Regions from separate parts of the Homo sapiens genome. Here region 2 is linked to region 1. The links are chromatin contacts, found by POLR2A ChIA-PET in ENCODE. All regions are on one chromosome and are shown on one strand. Each heading gives the region's core, a stretch centred on a gene start or an enhancer-like site at or near the end of the contact. The rest is flanking DNA. Distances are from core to core; before and after follow the strand shown. Region 1 holds the start of PRPSAP1 (phosphoribosyl pyrophosphate synthetase associated protein 1). Region 2 holds the start of CBX8 (chromobox 8).

The links. ChIA-PET counts read pairs that join two places held with the same protein, here RNA polymerase II (POLR2A).
Region 2: POLR2A ChIA-PET joins it to region 1 with 15 read pairs in A673. The contact joins the promoter of CBX8 here to the promoter of PRPSAP1 in region 1. POLR2A ChIA-PET finds 5 or more read pairs at or near these places in 2 of 52 experiments (A673 and OCI-LY7).

Annotation. Positions count from the first base shown.
Region 1 is chr17:76,349,849-76,356,378 of GRCh38, forward strand. It overlaps PRPSAP1 (phosphoribosyl pyrophosphate synthetase associated protein 1), which reads right to left and starts at 4,068. Exons shown (of 10, transcript NM_002766.3): 1 at 3,686-4,068. The coding sequence starts at 3,855. RefSeq lists enhancers at 1,038-1,585, 3,125-3,184, 4,034-4,898, 4,145-4,414 and a silencer at 3,545-3,864.
Region 2 is chr17:79,794,029-79,798,326 of GRCh38, forward strand. It overlaps CBX8 (chromobox 8), which reads right to left and starts at 3,049. Exons shown (of 5, transcript NM_020649.3): 1 at 2,902-3,049; 2 at 2,469-2,512; 3 at 2,222-2,287; 4 at 2,029-2,095; 5 at 1-1,530. The coding sequence starts at 2,970. The coding sequence ends at 607. RefSeq lists enhancers at 1-32, 1,094-1,834, 3,082-3,376 and silencers at 2,748-3,127, 3,288-3,497, 3,528-3,687.

The DNA.
Region 1 (6,530 bases), core at 2,818-5,317:
GCCAAGGTGGGCAGAACACTTGAGGCCAGGAGTTCGAGACCCGCCTGGGCAACATGGAAAAACCCCATCTCTACTAAAAACACAAAAATTAGCTGGGTGTGGTGGTGGGCACCTGTAATCCCAGTTACTTGGGAGCTGAGGCACGAGAATCACTTGAACCTGGGAGGCGGGGGCTGCAGTGAGCCAAGATTGTGCCACTGCACTCCAGCCTGGGTGACTTTATCTCAAAAAAAAAAAACAACAAAACTCCAGCCAGGTATACACATACAATGGAATATTATTTGGCCTTAAAAAAAGAATAAATTCTGCAGCCAGGCGCAGTGGCTCATGCCTGTAATCCCAGCACTTTGGGAGGCCGAGGCGGGCGGATCACGAGGTCAGGAGATCGAGACCACCCTGGCTAACACGGTGAAACCCCATCTCTACTAAAAATACAAAAAATTAGCCGGGCGTGGTGGAGGGCGCCTGTAGTCCCAGCTACTCGGGAGGCTGAGGCAGGGGAATGGCGTGAACCCAGGGGGCGGAGCTTACAGTGAGCAGAGATCGTGCCACTGCACTCCAGCCTGTGCGACAGAGTGAGATTCCGTCTCAAAAAAAAAAAAAGAATAAATTCTGGTACGTGCTATGACATGAGGGAGCCTTGGACAAGGTATGCTGAGGAAAATAAGCCAGACACAGACAAACGCTATGATTCTATTTGTATGAAGTCCCAAGAATAGGCAATTCATAGAGACAAAGTAGAATGGAGGCTACCAGGGAATGGGGACTTAGTATTTAATGGGTACAGAGTTTCTGTTTGGGATGATGAAAAGTTCTGGAAATGAATAGTGGTGATGGTTGTGCAACACTGTGAATGTAGTTAAAGCCACTGAAGTGTACACTTAAAAATGGTTAAAAAGGTAGGCCAGGCACAGTGGCTCATGCCTGTAAAGGCGGCACTTCGGGAGGCCAAGGTAGGTGGATCACCTGAAGTTGGGAGTTTGAGACCAGCCTGACCAACATGGAGAAACCCCGTCTCTACTAAAAACACAAAATTAGCGGGGTGTGGTGGTGCAGCCTGTAATCCCAGCTACTTGGGAGGCTGAGGCAGGAGAATCACTTGAACTCGGGAGGCGGAGGTTGTGGGTGAGCCAAGATGGCTCTATTGCACTCCAGCCTGGGCAACAAGAGCAAAACTTCGTCTCAAAAACAAACAAACAAACAAAAAACGGTTAAAAAGGTAAACTTTATGTTATGTATATAACAATTTTTAAAAATACTCCAGGTGGGCCGGGCGCAGTAGCTCACGCCTATAATCCCAGATCGTCTGAGGTCAGGAGTTTGAGACCAGCCTGGCCAACGTGGTGAAACCCATCTCTACTAAAAATACAAAAACTAGCCAGGTGTGGCCGGGCGCGGTGGCTCACGCCTGTAATCCCAGCACTTTGGGAGGCCGAGGCGAGTGGATCACGAGGTCAGGAGATTGAGACCAACCTGGCTAACACAGTGAAACCCGTCTCTACTAAAAATACAAAAAATTAGCTGTGCGAGGTGGCGGGGGCCTGTAGTCCCAGCTACTCGGAAGGCTGAGGCAGGAGAATGGCGTGAACCCTGGGGGCGTAGCCTGCAGTGAGCCGAGATCGCGCCACTGCACTCCAGCCTGGGCGACAGCGAGACTCCGTCTCAAAACAAAAAACAAAAAACAAAAAACTAGCCAGGTGTGGTGTCGGGCATCTGTGATCCCAGCTACTTTCGAGGCTGAGGCAGGAGAATCGCTTGAACTTGGGACGTGGAGGTTGCAGTAAGCCGAGATGGCACCACTGCACTCCAGCCTGGGTGACACAAGACTGTCTCAAAATAAATAAAACAGATAAGATAAAACAAAATCTTACTGAGCGACAAGTAAAACAGGTAAGGGAAGTATTTATGAATATGTATCATTTATAGTAATTCAAAATCTTTCGGGAATTTGCCAGGAAAGAATCTAAAACAAACAAACAAAAAAAACCCTCACTGACTTTTAAAATGTGCCCTGCTCCCCTCTGCTCTCCCTCAAGGTCAGGTAGGGTAAATCTGAACCACTAGATACACACAGAAGCTTCGTTTAAAGTCAGTGTTTTCGTTGGCCTCAGAAAGAAAGACAAACAATCAGGGGTTAGAAATAGAAACTAGGTAGTAGACTGCAAAAGGATTGATTTGTTTTTTTAACATTCTTCCACTCTCCAAAACTCCAACTATTAAAAAAAAAAACAAGCAGAGCTGAAAAAAAAATGACTAAAGTTTTCCCTTTCTTCTACATTTCCCCCCAGAAGTTTAAGATATATCCCTGCAATCATTTGTCAACCCTAAAAAAGTAACGAAGTAACTCTATGAAAACTGTTTAAAATGTGAAAATGGCTTTAAATATTAAAAGACGAGCTATTCATTTTATGTCTTAGATTTCTAACAAGTGTATGTAGAAAGGGCATATAAGGCTCCTCCTTTATATCAGAGCTCTGGGATTCTCCAAAAGAGCCAACTAGAAAAGAGGCCATTTCACCGGGCGCGGTGGCTGAAGCCTGTAATCCCAGCACTTTGGGAGGCCGAGGCGGGCGGATCACGAGGTCAGAAGATCGAAACCATCCTGGCTAACACGGTGAAACCCAGTCTCTACTAAAAATACAAAAAATGAGCCGGGTGTGGTGGCGGGTGCCTGTAGTCCCAGCTACTTGGGAGGCTGGGGCAGGACAATGGCGTGAACCCGGGAGGCGGAGCTTGCAGTGAGCCGAGATCTCGCCACTGCACTCCAGCCTGGGTGACAGAGCGAGACTCCGTCTCAAAAAAAAAAAAAAAAAAAAAAAGAAAAGAAAAAGAAAAAGAAAAGAGGCCACTTAGTAAACAACTATTCAGAGGGCCACTATGAGCCCCTACTCTGCTAGAACCAGATACTACTTCTACATTATCCCGATCATACAATATTCTCAACCATGCCCATTTCACAGATGAGGTTCAGGGAAATCAAGTCTCTTGCCCACTGACACAGAGCTAGTAAGTGGCAAGGCTGGGAGGGCATCTCAGAGCTGTCAGACCCCAAAGGCGACTTAAGACCAGGGGCTTGGTTGGGTTAAAGACACAAATGACTGATCTTATCCCAAGCTGATTTACAAAGCAGGGTCAGGCCTGTCATTTCTACCACCAGCTCCGGCCCATCTGCCTCCCTGGAATTGCCTTCTTCGCACTGCCAGTCCCCACACCTTTGCTCTGCGACCGCACCTGCCGCGTCGGATCCCCCAACTCACAACCACGCCCGCGGGTCTCACTGCAGTGAGACTTGAGAGTGGCGGCGGTCAGATTCCCAGGTCAACTCCAGCCGTGGGAAAGGAAGCCAAGCCCTGAGCCCCTTTCCCCAAGACACGCACTCCGGGGCTCCAGAAAGCTCGGCCCGCCCCGGGGTGTGGGACTGCGGAGACGAAAGGCAGGCAGGCCGCGGACCCAGTCACGGGGCGGGGGGCTGAGGTCACCGAGAGTCCGCCCCAAGCCTCCCAGCTGCAAAACCGGGGAGCGGGGGGCGGTATCCGTCACCTCCAAGCTTTGTCCGGCTGGGAAGGCCCGCGCCTCCCGCCCCAGGTGCAGGAGGTGGGGCGGGTGGAGGGGAGCGGGTCCCTCCGGGCGCGAAGGAGAGCTAGGCGCCGCCGCCCCCGGCCCGGCCCTCCCACCGCCCCCTTACTCTGTGATGCGCTTGGCCAGCTCCGTGCAGGCGGCCGTGGAGTTGGCCGAGAAGACTCGGTAGCCGGTGCGAGCGGCGTTCATGGCCGGCGGGGGAACGGGGCGGGCGCGCGGGACGCGGAAAGCCGAGGACGCGGAGGGCGGGGGCAACAGCAGCAGCTTCTTGGGCATCGTCCGGCCCGCGGCGCGGTTACGACCGGCCCCGCGCGGGGCTGCACTCTGAGTGCTTCCGACTGCGAGACCCCGGTTTGGGTGGGGAAGGCGCTGAGAAACTCGGCGCAAGCGGGGAGAGCTCCGAGGTCCGTGCCCTTGCGCACCCCACACCACTGACTACAGCGGCCGAGCCTTCGCAGCGCCCGGCGCCGCCGCCTCAGAGCCAGAGGCAAGGCCACCGCCCCCTCCGGGCATCCGAAGAGCGTCGGCTAGAGCGCCCTCAGGCCGCCATCTCGGATGAGGGCAGGGAGCCTGGCGACTCTCTAAAAGCCTGTTCTTCCGAGGGGCATGTCACAGGTTCGCCCCGCCCCTGCTTTGACCGCTTCCACGGGAGCTCTTTCGGTCTCACTTTCTTGGGAGGAGCAGCCTACCTCGGTAGTGGCCCCAGGTGTTTCCAACTTTTTGGCCAGGACCCAACATGTCCGCCTCCGAGGAGGTATACGATCTAGCTCTGCATGTCTATGGTAGCACAGCGCCCGCCCCACGAGGCGCGTGCGCCGGCCGGAGATTAATTTGAAAAGTAGAGGGCGGGGGTTCTTTCCAGCTGGTTGACCGCAGTACTGAAGCGGCCAAAAAGTGGTCTTCTCCTGAGCCTGATCTTTCAGGCGTTTCCGAACAGATCCCCAACCCTGTGTCTGCGTGTAAGGCAAGGTTCCCTGAACGTGCCAAAGGCCCTCTTGCCGGTATTCGCTTTCAATCAAAAAAGCCCTCCTTCTCCTCTTTCCATATGCGCCACCCCTCCGAGACCCACTCGCGATGCGTCTGTTCCACAGTCTTTCTGGTGACCTCAACCACAGTAAGCCGCCCGGCCCGCGGGACTGTGCCACACGTAGATGCTTGCATTTTTTAAATTTTTGTTGTTGTTGTTATTGTTTTGATGCTTGCATATTTATGTACCTTTGCAAACATCTATTTTCCTAACTAGGATGTAACCCATTTTACGGCCACATCGTGAGTTCCTTTTTTTTTTTTTTAATTTTATTATTATTTATTTATTTTTTGAAATAGGGTCTCCCTCTGCCGCCCAGGCTGGAGTGCAGTGGCGCGATCACGGCTCACTGCAGCCTCTACCTCCCGGGCTCAAGCCATCCTCCTACCTCAGTCATTCAAAATGCCGACATTACAGGCCTCAGCCATCACGCCCCGCCAAGATCGTGTATTCCTGAGTGCTCCGTGTTACCCAGTGTATAGGGCAGTGTGTGGGCTCCAGAGGCCCGCAATCAGTACTTGTTGAAGTAGAAAGTAAAGCCCAGGGAAGCATTTGAGATCTCTAGTTATCAGCTGCACCAGAACTCGAGGGGAGGAGAGGTGCCTCTCACATTGACAGTACCATCTTCTGAGAATGTCCTTTAGAGACTCTGCTTGTGGTGACATTGGGCTTGAGGGAGCAGTAGATTGTGACTCAGCATGTCGTGAAGGACCACAAGTCTGAAGCTACAGGATTTGGAAGTTGAGCTGCCCTGAGCCTGCAGCAGCCTGGCCCCTATTCCAATAGCTCTCTAGAAAAAAAAAAAAAAAAAAAAAGGACAGTGGGTGCACAGCCTAGGCCAAATTATTTAACCACTGCACACATGTCCAGCTCACAGACCCTGACAAAAACCTTGTTACCTTCTTAAAAAAAAGGGGGAATGGGATAGGTGCAGTAGCTCATGCCTGTAATCCCAGCACTTTGGGAGGCCGAGGCGGATGATAGTTTGAGGTCAGGAGTTCAAGACCAGCCTGGGCAACATGGCGAAACCCAATCTGTACTAAAAATACAAAAATTAGCCAGGTGTTGGCTGAGCGTGGTGGCTCACTCCTTTAATCCCAGCACTTTGGGAGGCTGAGGTGGGTGGATCACCTGAGGTCAGGAGTTTGAGACAAGCCTGGCCAAGGTGGCAAAACACTGTCTCTACTAAAAATGCAAAAATTAGGCTGGGCACGGTGGCTCATGCCTGTAATCCCAGCACTTTGGGAGGCTATGGTGGGTGGATCACGAGGTCAGGAATTCGATACCAGCCTGGCCAACATGGTGAAACCCTGTCTCTACTAATAATACAAAAAATTAGCCAGATGTGGCCGGGCGCGGTGGCTCACGCCTGTAATCCCAGCACTTTGAGAGGCTGAGGCGGGCGGATCACAAGGTCAGGAGATCGAGACCATCCTGGCTAACACGGTGAAACCCCATCTCTACTAAAAATACAAAAAATTAGCCGGGCGCAGTGGCGGGCGCCTGTAGTCCCAGCTACTCGGGAGGCTGAGGCAGGAGAATGGCGTGAACCCGGGAGGCGGAGCTTGCAGTGAGCTGACATTGTGCCACTGAACTCCAGCCTGGACGACCGGGCGAGGGCGCGACTCTGTCTCAAAAAAAAAAAAAAAAAATCAGCCAGATGTGGTGGCGCGGTGGCACACACCTGTAATCCCACCTACTCAAGAGGCTGAGGCAGGAGAACCGCTTGAGCTCGGGAGGCGGAGGTTGCAGTGAGCTGAGATCAGGCCACTGCACTCCATCCTGGGCAACACAGCAAGACTCCATCTCTCTCTCATACACACACACACACACACACACACACACACACACACAATTAGCCAGGTGTGGTGGCAGGCAACTGTAATCCCAGTTACTTGGGAGGCTAAGGCAGGAGAATCGCTTG
Region 2 (4,298 bases), core at 1,799-4,298, 3.4 Mb after region 1:
ATAGACTTCTTTACCTTAAAAAAAAAAAAATAGAAAAAAGGAAAACAGACTGACCCCACCCCCCCTTTTTTCTGATTGGGGAGCCAACCTTTTGTTGGCCTGCCTGGCCAATGGGAAGAGAGAGCAAATCTGGGCCGGGCCTTGGTGCCAGGAGTCTGGCATTGGGCTGTGGGAGAAGGGAGGAGGGGTGAGGTGGGCAGGCCAAGCCCCTCCAGACACTCTCAGAAACCTGTACCCAGGGCCCAACTTCCCTAGAGCTCTGGGGCAAGGGGGCCCCTCCTGCCCCAGCTCATTCGGGCTGCCCCAACTAAAGCACAATGAGAGTCTCTCTCCTTTAAATAAAACAACTTCGAGTTGAAATATATATATTTAGATATTTTTCTTAAATAACATATTTACATCTAATAGAAAATATAACTCTAGAGATAATCTTTCCAACAAAAACTGAGGGGGAGGAAGGAGGGATGAAAGGGGCTGGTGGGGTGGGGGTGACATCAGGGACGGGACCAGCCAAAAGGCCACATCCCACCCAGAAATAAAAATCACTATGCCAAGCTCACGCTCACTCTCTCCCCTGCTCTCCTCCTGGACACACCCACCCAGCATTCATCTTTTCTCTTTAAAAAAGCCTTGGTCCGTGTTACTTTCCTTAATGGTGACGGTCAAAAAGTTTGAGGTCACGTCCGTGACCACCACCTTCTCCAGGTTAGTCAGGGAGGGGCTCCAGGACTCTTCCTCCGGGTCCCCCAGGATTCTGGCCACAGGGATCCTGGCGATGAGGGAGGGCCTTCCCCCCTGGGCCCCCATGTCCCGGTACAGGCCCCCCCCAGAGCTGGGGGGGCCTGAGCCATGTCGGACCCGGGTGCCATTGGGATCTAGGGCACCCTGGCCTTTGGCCTCCAGGAAGGCAGCCCTGTGCTTTATCACCCTGGCCGGGAAGGTGTCCACAGCCAGTTTGCCCGTGGCCTCAGCTGAGCTAGGGCTGGTCACACCACACTGCACCAGGTCCGAGTCCTGTCTTCGGGCCAGCTGGATCACACTGTGGCCGGCTGGAAACTTTCCTGCCCCGGAAGGGGTGTCGTCCAGCTTCCTGCCCTTGAGGTACTCTCCGAGGCCGGCGCTGGGTTCGCCTAAGGGCCTCTGTGAGGGGTCCGGGAGCTCCTTCCGGGGCTTGGGGCCTCGCTTCTTCGAGCTGTCCCCCGGTGAGCTGGGCTTGTCATCCACTCTGCTGGTACCCCGCTCTCGTTCCCTCTCACGTTCCCGCTCCCTCTCTCGCTCCCTCTCCCTTTCTCGATCCCGCTCCCGGTCCCTATCCCGGTCTCGGTCCCGGTCCCGAGGGGCCTCTGCGCGGCAGGTGCTGCTGGTGCTGGTGCTGCTCGCTGGCGGGGACAAACCCATGTTTCGAAGGCCCTCCCGGGCCCGGGAAGTGGAGGCCAGGTCCTGGGGCGAGCGGCCAGGGTAGGGGATCCGGATGCCCCTGGCTGAGTCACTTCGAAACTCGTAAGTTTTGGCCTTTGCCTTGGCCTGCGCCTGCAGGAGAGAAGATGGTCTCAAGAGTGGGGCAGGGCCCTGTCCACCCCCACAGGACTCCTCCTCTATCCCTGACCTCCTATCTTTACCCTATGATGCCTGGGAATTTCTACATGGATGCATGGATGGGTGGGTGGGTGGGTGGGTGGATGGCTGGATGAATGGGTGGGATGGCTGTTGGAGCTGAGAGGTAGAAGGATGAGAGAAGAGGTAGAAGATTTGGCTGGAAGTAGTCATTTGCAAAAAGTACACTTTTTGCATTTGATTATTGTGTCCATTTGGGAGGGGGAGCGTAAAGGAATTCTAGTGTGGCCAAGCCCGTCCCCCCAGACACAGTTGGTGCTGCTACTGACTTGGTGACATCTTGTCAGGGAACTCCCTCCTACATTACAAATAGGCAACATGTGTGGACACCCCATTGGCTCACAGCCCTCAGAGCCCCCTTCCCACAAATCACTCCATAACATGGTCCTCCACCATTGGACACTGCCAACCTACTTTGAGGAGGAAGGTTTTGGGCTTGGGTCCACGCTTTTTGGGGCCATAGAGCTCCATCTCTCTTTCCCTGGAGAAAGAAGAAAAGGAGAAAGGGTGCGTGAGTAAAGAAAGCAAGTGGGACTCTAGTCCAGGCTGGAAAGAAGCCACTCTACTTGTTTCTAAGTGAGCGGCTGGGACTTGGAAGGGTCTGTACCTTTCCTCAAAGGCTGCGAGCAAGCGAGCATCCAGGATGTTTTCCTCCGGTTCCCATGTGCTGTACCTAAAGGGAATCAGGAAGAAGTGGGCATCAGTCCCAGGAGCAGGGTGAGAGCAGAGGGGGTGTGTGTGTGTGTAACTTTTCTCATTGCATTGTATTGTATTTCAATGTAAAGGCAAAAAGAGGAAGAAAGAAACCTCCCGAATAACAGTCTGGGGTTGAGAATTGCATATAACCTACTTACTTCTGCGACCATCCCTTCCATTTCACGAGGTATTCCATGCGTCCCTGCGGGTGCAAAGGCGATAATGTGTGTGCATGGGGAGAAACGCATGACGAGGATACAAGAAATGCATGCGAAAATGCATGCACCAGATGAATGCTCGAAACCCCGCCGCAAAAGGCACGCGCCCGCTGCATCACCCCTGCACCTAATGCTGCACAAAGTGCATGCACCGGCATTCATTCCCCACCCCGCCCCCCACCCATGCAATCCGTGCATCGCTGCAAGTCTAAGGAAAGCGCCTGGGCTCAGAGCTGCCGCCGCCGCCGCCGCCACGGCCGCGGCCGCTGCTGGGACCTGGGGGAAGGGAAGCTGGGCTGCAGCAGGGGGAGGGAACCCGGGCCGGGAGGGGAGGGCCCGGCCGCACGGAGGCCCTAGGCCCGGGGGCACCTACTTTCCGTATGCGCCGCTTCAGGAGGGCTTCGGCCGCGAACACCCGCTCCCCCACCGCTGAAAGCTCCATGTTGACTCGCCGCTTCCCCCCTTGGCCGCTTCCAGGAGCAGAAAAGCAGCAGCCAGCGCACGACAGACCATAATACTCTCCCGCTGACGTCAGTTCTCCTCCCCCTCCCGGCGCTCTCGCTCCCTCCCGCGGCCCCCCTCCCGCGCTCCTCCGCTCGGCCCCCTCCCCTCCGCCCAGTGCTTCCTCCCGCCCCACGTGTTGCTAACGACGTTGCTAAAGCCGAGCGGCCGGAGGCCTGCGCCCCCGCACGCTGATTGGACGAGCTCCGAGCCACGCCCCTCTGCCTTTCTCCCCCGCGTTGCTACGTGACCAGCGTTCCAATCGCCAGGGGGCGGAGTCCGAGGCGACTCCAGAGACCGAGCGCGCGAGTGGGAGGGGGCGCCGCCGGAAGTGACGCCAGGGGAAGGCGGGCCCGGCCGCTGTCAGTCTGCGGGGCTGGCGAGGGGGGCAGGCCGCCCTCTGTCCTCGCCGGGGCCCCCCTCCCCCGCCACCAAGTTGTCCCTCCGGCGTTCGGCGTCCCCCACAGCTCTCGCTGGGATCCCCGCGGCGATGTCAGCCCGGCTCCGCCCCTCGGCAGACCCCGGCCCGCCGCCCCACCCCCACCGCCCAGGACTCGCGCGGTCCCCTCCCCCAGCCGCCCGCGCCGCACAATGCACAATGCACAGGTGCTGGGGCGCCGCGGGCCGCGCCCGAACCCCGAGAGCCTGCGGCGCGCCCATCGGCTGGCTTCTCCCCCGGCCCCCGCCCCCCTCCCCCGGAGCCGCACACCCGACCCCCGGTCTCCATGGCAACGTCCCCCCCCCCCCCAAGCCGGGTCCCGCTAACAAATCAATGTGCATGTGTCTCAGGCTCCTGTCGCGCGGCCCTGCCCTCGGCCACCCTCCGGGCCCTGCGAGCCGGGCTGGCTGGAGCGCTCGTCCCCGGCTCCGAAGCCGAACACAGACCTGGTGGAGGCCGGGCTGTTCCCTCCGGAGCCCGGCTGCAGCCCAGGACCCCACAGAGGATGTCGCGCGGCTTCTTCCTGCCCCCCGACCATCCCCGACGCCCGCAGCCACCTGCCCCTGCCCTTAGCCCAAGCTGCCCGCCCCCGCCAGGCTTCGGCCCCGAACCTCGCCTTCCCCTCGCCGCCCCCTGCTCGGGGCCTGGGTGGGCTAAGGGCATCTGGGCGGAGCCGGCAGAGGATGGGGCGAGCGGCTGGGGGTGCGTCTGGCTTTCCCCGAACCCCGGCGCCCGGCCCGCGCACTTCCTGTCCACCGCTCTTCCCAACGTGGGCGGCGGACATCCTGCGAGAAACGCCAGCGCGGGAAGCTGGGGGACGTCGCCGGGTC